Linked DNA regions of Homo sapiens: region 2 is linked to region 1. A link is an interaction called in ENCODE POLR2A ChIA-PET data of the cell type or tissue named here. Cell type or tissue: HCT116. All regions are shown on one strand. Links, peaks and the distances in the headings refer to the core of each region. The heading gives the core; the rest is flanking DNA.

What was found. Peaks named below come from ENCODE experiments on the same cell type or tissue, not always from the same donor. Only the 100,000 strongest peaks of a DNase experiment are listed, where the experiment ranks them.
Region 2: POLR2A ChIA-PET joins it to region 1 with 5 read pairs; 3 of 35 experiments call an interaction of 5 or more read pairs at or near these places.

What each region holds. Positions count from the first base shown.
Region 1 is chr3:127,223,278-127,228,651 of GRCh38, forward strand. It overlaps the pseudogene PRR23E2P. Among named protein-coding and RNA genes, the nearest start is that of PRR23E, 33 kb to the left of the region's middle. RefSeq lists an enhancer at 881-1,060 and a silencer at 4,021-4,130. In HCT116, for the core only: no CTCF peak of the experiment used is centred there; DNase peaks (open chromatin) are centred at 3,394, 3,814 and 4,064; H3K4me3 peaks cover 1,849 bases; H3K27ac peaks cover 1,588 bases.
Region 2 is chr3:127,168,353-127,173,726 of GRCh38, forward strand. No RefSeq gene overlaps it. Among named protein-coding and RNA genes, the nearest start is that of PRR23E, 22 kb to the right of the region's middle. In HCT116, for the core only: no CTCF peak of the experiment used is centred there; no DNase peak of the experiment used is centred there; H3K4me3 peaks cover 654 bases; H3K27me3 peaks cover 1,148 bases.

The DNA of each region.
Region 1 (5,374 bases), core at 288-5,287:
TTTGCAGTAGATGACTGATACACTTTCCAAAATGCCTGCTTCCTAAGAGTAGACAGAGTCTAAGGCTAAAGGAAGAAAAAGTCTGAAGGAATAAAGAAATGGGGTGCTCCGGCCTGTCCCCTTCCTTCCTTCCAGGACACGTTCTGAGGGGTAGGCCAGAAGGACAGGCTTGAGGGGAGAGAGGAGCTGGGCTCATTTCTGCCCCCTTGCTGACCAGAGCAGTGACTGTGAAGACAGATGTGGGAGGGGTGCAGACGGCCATCCCCTCACCCCAGGGGAAGAAGCAGTCAGCTGCCCTCCCAAGTAGCTGAGGGGGCCCTGAGGTGCAGTGACTGGCATGAGGTTAGCGTGTGGACAGGATCCAGGTGTAAATGCAGGTATTCGGATGCTTCCCTGGATGCCAGAAGCCACAGAGACTGGAGAGGGAGAGCAGGGGGTGCAGCCCCACCATAGCAGATGAACCCACATAATGCTTTCCATTGGTGAGCCTCACACCCACTTTCACACAGATGCAACCTTCTGTTCGAGGTGCAAACCATCACTGCACAGAGGATGGGGAACCTCTGAATACAATCAGATTTCCTCAGAAAAATTTCCCCAACAAACAAAATGGGGGCAGTTAGAAATTATGTTCAGTTATGAGGAAAAAAGACAAAAAGCTATTGGTATTGAATAGTAAGACGATGAGCAACTCCACTGAGAAATGACCAAATGATGGCAATAAGAAAGCCACATTAGCTGGGTGGGGAGATGAGACATCAATAAACACGAGAAAAGCTGTTCAAACTTATTCAAATTAAAAGACTGGGCTGAACTTCTAGGTAAAGATGGCAGGCGACAGGTATGTACTCATGATGGCCCCTCCCCAGCCCCACCATAACAGTAAGGGAAATTTAACAAGCCATTAGCCCACAAGAACAGCTATAATGTGAGAGAAAACAGGAAGGAGATTTGGGTGGCAAGAAAGCAGATGGCCGTGCAGGAAGTGACTGAGCAGAAGGAGGACGCTGAGGAACGGAAGCCTCAGCCAGCAGCAGGGATGTGGAGAAGCCACTCGCTCTCCACTGCAGAGCCACTCAGGAGATGTAGAATTCCTGGATCAGGCAGTGGGATTGGAGATGACGTGAAGTGGGATGAAGATGAGACTAAAAGCGGAAGACCAATTAGACTTTCAAGGACTATCTGACAAGTCGCCAGCTGGGAGACACACCTCCCCCAAACATGGCCACGTGCCCTCCCCTTCCTTCTTCCAGCAGAAGAGACTCAAATTTTCTCTGGACTGAAAACTGAGGCAGGGGTGGGAGAAGATCTTTGCGTTCTGCTGAGACCCCAGCTCTCTTCCTCTCAGCTCCCAGCATGCCAGCCCAATTCCCTTCAGGTGGGAAAATAAAAGAGCCTTCTTAGGAAAATTTGAACCAAGATTTAAAAGTAATCCCAGCACTTTGGGAGGCCAAGGCGGGCAGGATCGCTTGAGCCCAGGAGTTTGAGACCAGATTGGGTAACATGGTGACACCCCGTCTCTACAAAAAATACAAAAATTATCTGGGCATGGTGGTGCACACCTGTAGTCTCAGCTACTAGGGAGGCTGAAGCAGGAGAATTGCTTGAGCCCAGGAGGGCGAGGCTGCAGTGAGTTATGATCACACCACTGCACTCCAGCCTGGGTGACAGAGTAAGACACTGTCTCAGTTAATCAGTCAATGGAAAGATCTAAAGGTAGTAACTTTGGCATTTCCCCAAACGCAAGACCCAGCCAAATCTTGCAGCCACACTCACAGGTTCAGGACTCTCAACCAGCCCTTCAGTGCCTCACTTATGCACATGAGCCAAAAACTGTGCATTTCTGTACTTCTGCAGAAAGCCTGCAGCATGCAAGTTAGAGACCAGCACAAAACTGGACCAAATATAGAGCCATTATTAGATCAGATAGCTCTGCTATCTCAAAGACAGGGAACAAAATAAAACTAAAAAATAAAACTTGGAGGACAAATAACATATAGAGAGGAAAAACTCTCAAAGCTAATTAATATCCTCAGAAAGGTAAGACTATATCCTTAAAATAAAAACAGAATACCATGGGGAAAAGGCACTTTGAACAATAGAATAGCTGAAATGAAACACACAAGGATTGGAAAATGAAGCTGAGGAAATACCCCCAGAAAGTAGAACAAAATTACAAAAGTGAAAAGTGGAAGAAAAATAAGTAAAGGGTCACTAGATGTCTAACATCTGAAAAACAGGGGTTACAGAAATAAAACTGAAAATGGAGCGAGTTAATCAAAGACATGATTCAAGAAAAGTTCCCAGACCTGAAGGATGTTTCTAGAGTGAATGGAGCCCACCCAGGGTGTAGTAGATATATGAAAATAGACCCACATAATGAATACTATTGTGAAATATGAGAATAGTAGGTACAAAGAAAATCTTACATTCCTCAAATAAAACAAATCAAAGGTATCAGAATTGGAATGATTTTGAACTTCGACATCTGTCCTAGAAGCTGAAAGAAAATGGAATAGTGCCTTCAAAATTCTAAAGGAAAGTTATTTTCCAACTTAGAATTCTGAACCCAGGAAAATTATAAATTAAGGGTGAGGCTAGAATCAATATATTTTAAAATAGGCAGGATCACAAGTTTATCTCTTATGTACCCTTCCTTTCTGGGAAAACTACTATAGGATATACAGCATCAAAATGAGGGGGTAAACCCAGAAAAAGGAAGACAAGGGACTCAATGCAGGAGGGAGGTAAGGGGTCCCGGTGACAGCTGTGAGCCAGGCTGGTCTGGGATGGAGCAGGTCAGAAGGTTCCTAGTGAGAGTGCTTCAGGAGGATGGAATTGGTGGAATCCCTGGTGTGTCCAAGCATATTGAGGTGGTGTAAAGGAGCTAAACTCTAAAATGAGCTAAATTCTATAATGCCTAGGACTAAAAGCTGTGTGCTAGCATGTTATCTGCAGATATGGAAGTAGATACCCAAATAATTAGCTGAAAAGAGTTGGGAGGGTGGTGGGAGGCAGCTCCTTTTCATATCAGTTCTGTGATACTACTTGATTCTACATTGCATGTATGAAATTGACACCAATGAGAACCAAACAAAAAGAAAGGACTCTCAGTTTTCACTAAGGTTGGCCAAGATGGAAAAGGTTGATAGTACTGAATGGGAAAACTGGCTGAACTCTTCCTGGTGGGAGCAAAAATTCACGTGATCTCTTCAGAGGTCAATTTGGCAGTAAATGATGAAAACTTAAAAAGGGCAACTCACCCTCAACCCTGCAAGTTGTTTCTCTCCCTCAGTTGTGTATGGTGGATCTGGAACAGGAAGCTGTGGGTGGAAGGGAACCCCCGGAAGGCACTCCTAGGTGAAGGAGGGGCAAATACTTGGGAGCTGGTGTCAGCAGGCAGGATCGGGATGGGTGGAGGACCAGACTGCAAACCAGCTGACCCTTGTCTTCCAGTCTCCTTCCCTGGTAGGGGAGTCTCACTGTGGAAGCCTGAATTATGCTCTCCTGAAACATTGCTCTGGGGGAGACAAGGGGTAGGTGGGGTGGCAGCTGGGAAGGGTGGGGAAGAGGGGTGTGTGTGTGTGTGTGTGTGTGTGTGTGTGTGTGTGTGTGTAACGAGGACTGGGTTTGTTTGTAAGATAGAGAGCAAACAGGAGGGGAGGGAGCATGCGGGGGCTGGGACAGGAAGGTCTGATTAGGGAACCCCAGATGCTGAAGGAGGCAGATGAACAAGGTCAGCTTTGGTCCGGGAGGCAGGATGTCCCATCCAAGAAAAACGGAAGAAGACTAACCCCACTGACAAAAGCTGCTCTCTCTCCTGAGATCTCGAACACACACACCCGACTCTCCCAGCAGGCCCTCTAGTGCTGAAGTGCTCCTGAGGGCAGCCTGCAGTCTTCAGTGTCCCGGCAGCGCCGCGGTCCAAGGTCAGCCAGGCGCTGTGCCCCAGCCCTGATGAACCAGCCGCCTCCTCCTCCCCCTCCCCCTCCCCCTCCCCCTCCTCCTCCTCCTCCTCCTCCTCCTCGCAGCTCCAGGGCAGGAAGCAGTTCTGAGGCCCCACACTTGGTGCCCTTACGTGAGGGGGTGGAGCCAAACACTGTCATGTGAGGGGGTGGGGCAAGGCCACTGGTGTGGCTCAGGAAGACGAGGGGATCAGGTTCCCTGTCAAAGGTCCACCTCTGTCTTACACGAGAAGCTGATGGGGTCAATCCAGCCGTCTGTTTAATCCCAGCAACAAAGGTACTCACCACACTGTGTTGCCCTCTGGCCAGGAGAGGGGCAGGGCGTGTAATTGACCTACTTGTCTGAAGTCAGGGGACAATGACTCCAGGAGGAGGGTCTGAAGGGAGTGGGAGTCAGCCCTGCCAGGTGGAGGGGGCAGGGACCTCAAGGGCAGACCGCAGCCCAGCTACCAAGGCTCCCGAGGAGGGAGCGGACCCCTCCCAGGAGCCTGCAGGCCACTGTGGCTGCAGCTGGGGCCAGGAGGATACTGGGCTGAGTCAGGTGGTCCCATCCTCCAGCGACCTGGGGGCCCAAGTAACCGCAGCCATGATGAAGGTTTAGTTAAAAGGGCAGGTTTGAGTTTCAGAGCAGCAGAGCTTTGCTGCAGCCTGAGGGCCAGGATGTGGGGAGGGCAGACAGCAGGCTGTGAAGGGTTTCTTGGGTTAGCCATGAGCCCTGGTCAGGAGAGGACCCTGGTAGAGAATGCAGCATGACAGTAGGCACCTGGGTGAAGGGTGTGGAGGTTCTCACTGCTGTGGTGCTGCACGCACCTGACACTTACCAAAGGATGGACAGGCTCTCCTAGGTCCATCTCCACCTAGCTACCTTCAGCTTTTTGATTGTGCTATTCCAGTCCTCATAGCTTTCCCTATTTTTTGTGTACTTGATTTGGAGTTTTCCAAAAGTGTGTGTTAAAAAGTCTCCCATGAAGAGTGTGGATTTGCCATTTTCTTCTATATTTTTGTTGCTTTTTTACTAACACATTTTGAAGCCAATTATTTATATAGCAATTACCAGATGCCAGACACTGTCCTCAGTACTTTCCCAGTATGAACTCATTTAATCAATATGAAATATCCTAACAATAGGAGGCTAGTTTAGAAAATTACACAGTGAGGACTTTGAGAAAAATGTAATAAAAGTTTATTGATTAACAAGGAAAATCATCCATGATATATTATGAAATGAAAAACGCAAGTTACCATGCAGTTTATACAAGCTCATTGCTTTTTTTGTGATGGAAAGAAATGTTATCTATGCATAAGAAAAAGGTCTGGAAGTGTGCATACCAAAATAATGACATAGATTATCTTTGGGAGATAGAATCATGTGCTATCATATTTTTTTGTTTATACTTATATGCATTTTC
Region 2 (5,374 bases), core at 280-5,279, 55 kb before region 1:
CAGCTGTTGAGTGCAATGGGTTGGCCACAGCCATGAGAGGGAAGTCTGGAAATGAGGCCAGGTCCAACATGCCATGAGTGAACAAATGGCCGTGTCCAGGCTGCCAGAGCTGAGGGAGGGAGGCTGAGGGTGCAGCCAAGTCTAGGAGCCAAGTCACTGTGGTGGCCGAGCTGGTGAGTGTGCACCAGGATGCAGGAGCCCTTCCAGGTCAGCCTGGGGCCAGCTGCTCTGAGTTATATTTAGCCTGTGCTGCCGGGGACAGCAGGGGGACCGGGGCACCCCAGGCCCTTGCATCATACACTACCTAAGTGTCTCTGGCACTGGGCATGTAGATAGCTTTCCATTTTGAGGGCATTATTTTAAGATGTTTCAATTAATAAAGAAAAGAGGAAGGGGAAGCTGTTACAGAATAAAGGAGAATGAGAAGACATACAGCAACCAATGTAATACCTCGATCTGCTTTCCGATTCCAACAAACCAACTCTAAAAACATAGCTAAAGGCATCTGAGGAGATTTGAACATGGGCTGAGAATTAAAAGATATTAAAGAATTATGAATGTGTTGGGTGCAATGATACTGTGATTAGATTTTTAAAGTCCTTATGTGCTAGAGACACAAATGGAAGTATTTATGGATAAAATGATACGATGATGTCTGGGATTTGCCTTAAAATACTAATAATATAGGCTGTGAGCTTTTAACTGTTGAAGCTGGGGGGTGGCACATGGTTCATTATCCTATTTGCTCTACTTTTGTGTAGATTTGACATTTTCCATAATAAAATACTAAAAAGTGCTTCAACCAATATATTCTCATTCTTGGCTTTTTTTGTTCCTTCTATTGCATTGTTTCCTGAGGATGAATTCCCAGGGGTGGGATCACTGGGGGCAGGGGCTTCAGTGTGTTTTTTCTGGCTCTGCATGTGCTGTCAAGTTGCTCTTCCGTAGGACAGGGTGGATTTATGCTGCTGTGTGCATGGGGGCCCTGGAACCAACCGTTGCTGGGCAGCCTTGCTGGCACTTATTTCAGTTTTCGACTTTCACTAATTCAGGTGGAAAATTGCCATTGTTTTCATTATTTCATTTCCAGGTCTTTGATTACAAGAGTAGGTGAAATGTTTGCCCTGGCTGGCCACTAGCTGCATTTCTCCCCTAGCCCTACCCACATTTAACTAAGAGAATTTTTGTTTGCAGAAATATTTGTAACCTACTGATATAGTTTAGGTGTTTGTCCCTCCAAATCTCATGTTGAAGTGTGACCTCCAGTGTTGGAGGTGGGGCCTGGAGGGGATTGTTTTGGTCATGGGGGTGGATCCTTTCTGGATGGCTTGGTGCCCTCCTCCAGTAATGAGTGAGTTCTTGCTCTATTAGTTCACACAAGACCTGCTTGTTAAAAAGAGTCTGCCACCTCTTCTCCTTTCCTCCTCTCTTGCCATGTGATTTCTATACATGCCGGCTCCCTTTCGCCTTCTGCCATGAGTGGAAGCAGCCCGAGGCCTCGCCAGAAGCAGATGCTGGCACCATGCTTCCTGTACAGCGTGCAGAACCATAAGCCAAACAAACCTCTTTTCTTTATCAATTACCCAGCCTCAGGTATTCCTTTACAGCAATGCAAATAGACTAAGACAGCTGTGGATGACATGGACCCTCTGCCCTTTTGATGCAAATGTTTCCCAATCATTTTAGTTTCTAATGTCCAGAAAGTTTTTATGTTTACATTATTAAACCCATCTCTTCTTTAATTTCTTCAATTCCAAGACAGGCAGGTGTTAATACTTCCATATATCTGCCAAAGCATCAACTGTGTTTCCACTAGGTTTTCTATGATTGGATTTCTTATAGTCAAATCTTTATCTAAGTTTAAATGAGTCTATGATGCAAAATATACATGCTTCTTTTTTCTTTTCAGAATTGATCTCCAGCTATCTCAGCATCATTTTGTAAATTATTTTCCCCTTCGCCGTTATTTAGTCTTGAGTATTTGTGAATGATTAACTCCTCATGTATCTGACAGGGCTCTATCTCAAGGCTCTGAATTCTCTTCTCCAGCCTCATGTCTGTCTCTGTGGCAGCACCACATGTTGCTTTAGTCACTGTTACTTTAGAGCGTGCCCTGACACCTGGCCATCCTGGAGTCTGAGCTCAGTCGCCTCAGACTCCAACACAACCCTCTTACCTTCCCACGCTTCCCCCAAGGCTCTGGACCTGGTGGAAGGAAACTCGGGTCTGAATTCCAGTTTTTCCATGAGCTGCATGTGTATGGGCAAATCCCTTAGTCTCTCTGAGGCTCAGAGCAATTATATGACTTGTCAGCCAGGTGAAATGCCTGGTCTAACAGGTGCTCCGTACATACCTGCACTTTGGGATTTTAAAACTGTCCTTGGAGGTAACAAAGCCTGCAACTCAGGTGGGCTTGGGGGGAGGTGGGGCATCTTCTTCAGGGTGAGATTGGTTGTCATCCCTCTTGGCAAATCCTGGGGATGTTCCGATGAGGGGTCCCTGCCTGCCAGGGTCTGGGTCTGGCTTGGGTGAGGGGCACTGAGGCACCTCATCCCCGTGCGAGCCATAGCGGCTCACAGCTCTGTTTCCATGGTTACTGCCTGGGGATGAGATCACCTTCCAGCTCACAGGCCTGGGAGCACCAGGAATTCTGCCAAGAAGGCCCTCTGGTGTGCGGCAGTTAGTGTGGCTGGCCATGGGGTGGGGGTGGCGTGGGCTGGATGTCCCTCCTGGACAGCAGGGGTGGGGCCACAGGGCACAGGTGGGAGTGTCATGAACCTGAGCCAGAGAGGCAAGCTTGTCCAGCCAGGACCATGTAGCGTGTCAGTTCTGGTCCTCCATGAAGCAGACACTGAGATGGAATGAGGTGTGCAGGAGATTTATTGAGGGAAACACCATTGGGGAACATAGGGAAAGGAGGTGGGGCAGGTGGGGGAGTCTCAGATCAGGACTCAGGGACCTGAGAAAGGGAGGAGGGGACAGGAAGAGCCCCAGGCTGCGGTACAGCTCTGAGAGAGCCTTGGCCACACTCCGCAGAAGGCCCCAGCGTTCAGACTGCCCAGGGAGGAGCTCCTTTCTCCAGGATTCATCTTTTCATTTATTTGTTCAATGCCCCAGCACCCACTGGCCATGCTTGGTCCTCAGCCTCTGTGAAAAGCTGCCGTGGACCTTGAAGGCACAGGAGCTGGGGGCTGTCGGTCAACCACCTCCTCCCAGCAGGCTCTCTCCTGGAATGAGCACCAGCAACCTACCCCTTGGAGCCATGTCTCACTCACTGCATGGCCTTCTGGAGTCCTCAGCCTCCCCTTCGGTGCTAATGAGGACTGGGGGGTGTGTTGGCCTCAGAGTCACCTCATGCAGGCAGAGAAGCAGCAGCATGTCAAGCCCAGGGAGGACATCACCCCTTTCCTAAGCTTCACCTCCTGGTACCAAGGCTCATAGCCCCAATCCTATTCAGGGGAGATGCTGGTGGCCACACTGAGGTATCCCCAGGAAAGGGCATGGAGGGAGGGCCCTGGGGCTGCGCCAGGGAGGCATAGGCCATGCTCTGGGAGAAGGGGCTCTGCACACTCAATGTCTGCCAGTGGAAGATGAGACCTCAAGCCGTGTGTCCATGTGGAGGGATTTTGGGGGAGACACTGGGGCCCAAGGAAGTCTCCTGGAGTCCTGGACTGAGGGCTTGGCTGTGGATGATGGGGAAATTTGGAGAGAGGAGGCATGAAGCAGGACCATGAGAAAGGGGGGCTGTGTGAGCAGAAGGTGAACGCGGGGTATGGGGAGGGAGAGCAGAGGGAGAAGTTGGACATAGGGCACTCGGAAGGTGGAGGGTGCTCTGGAATGCTCCAGAGGAATCTGGGGAGACCTCTCCTGTTCATGCCCACTGTGGGCTGAGTGCATAGAATAAAAACAGAGCTCCTCTCATGAGCCAGCCACCCCCCTGGCCTCTCACTCTCCCTGGATGCCCCAGCCCCTTTGCCCCCGACACATGGGCCTCTCTCTCTGGGACTGCTCAGAGCCTCCACACTGCCCTTCTATGGACAGAACACTTTTCCCATGCAGCTCCTGCTCATCCTTTAGGTTTCAGCCCATGTCCCCTCCTCGCGGCCTCAACCCAAGCTGTCTGCTGTGTGTTGCCCTCTGCTGTGCGTGGCCCTGCCTGATTTTCTTTGTCACACTGGCCACGACCTCCAAGTGTCTTGGTAGTGTTTTTGTTTACCACTTCCTCTCCCAACAGGTTTGTCACTTCCAAGGTGACTTTGTCTACCTTGTTCATGACTGTAACCCCAGCTCCTAGAGCACACCCAGCACATAGCAGATGCTTGAAAGAAATTTGTCAAATGACTGAATCCAGGCGCCTTTAAATTCTTACCCATGGGAGTGGGGGCATTGTATCACCACACTTGATTTTCAGGGAGGAGGCAGAGGTGAAAAGAGAGTCACCCGTCCATGGCGACTCCACGGGTGAGGGGCTGTGGCCGCTCCTGAGTTGGTTTCCTGCTTCCTTCCTGAGTGGCCTTGCACAGGCCATCCACCCTCTCTGGGCCCCAATGTGGGCTGTGTGAGGAGTGGGCGAGAAAACATCCACGGAGATGTCCTGCTTCAGGCCAGACACCTGTGAGCCCCTGTTCCAGGCCACTGACACACAGATATCTGGTTCTGAGTGGCTCTTACGTGTGTCAACATTGCCCTTCTAACAGCCCTGCTGGAGTGGGGGAGGCCTGAGCTTGGAAGAGCCTCTGAAGGGAGGGCTGATGTGTGAGGGATTTATGGACGCTGCTCGAAATGAAAAGCAATTCAATTCAATCCCAGGGTCGTAAGAGACTTCCCGGAGCCTCACTAAGTGGGTCTGGAGCAGTGATCAGCGTTGCAAATCTATTAGCTGTGCTCGGCATCTGGGGCCGCCGCATGCATGAGTCATCGGGGTGGGAAGCCAGGAAGCTGCATCGTCCGGCAGGCCACTCATCAATTAAACTCCTCTCCGTTTAATTAAGACATAAAACATCACCCTGTGTGTCTGCCAGAGGGGCCAGACACCCAGGGCTGTGGCAGCCCCACAGGCAACCCCCCTGCCACCCAGACCCAGACATCCACCCGGCTGTGGGGCCACCGAGGAGTCTTTCTGTCCATTTCCCTGCCCAGGACTCGGCATCCCCAGTGGAGGCCCCTCTGCTTGTATGCTGCTGGGGTGACTTGCAGCTCACTCCTCTGTTCCTCTGCCACCCTGGACAGGACGGCAGAGTGGTCAGGTGTGCCTCTGGGGTCAGGCTGCCTGTGATCAGGCTACTTAGCCATGTAACTTTGGCCCAGTTCTGAGTCCCTCTCTCTGTGCCTCAGTTTCTCCAGCTGCACATAGAAGGATGGGACTAGTATCATC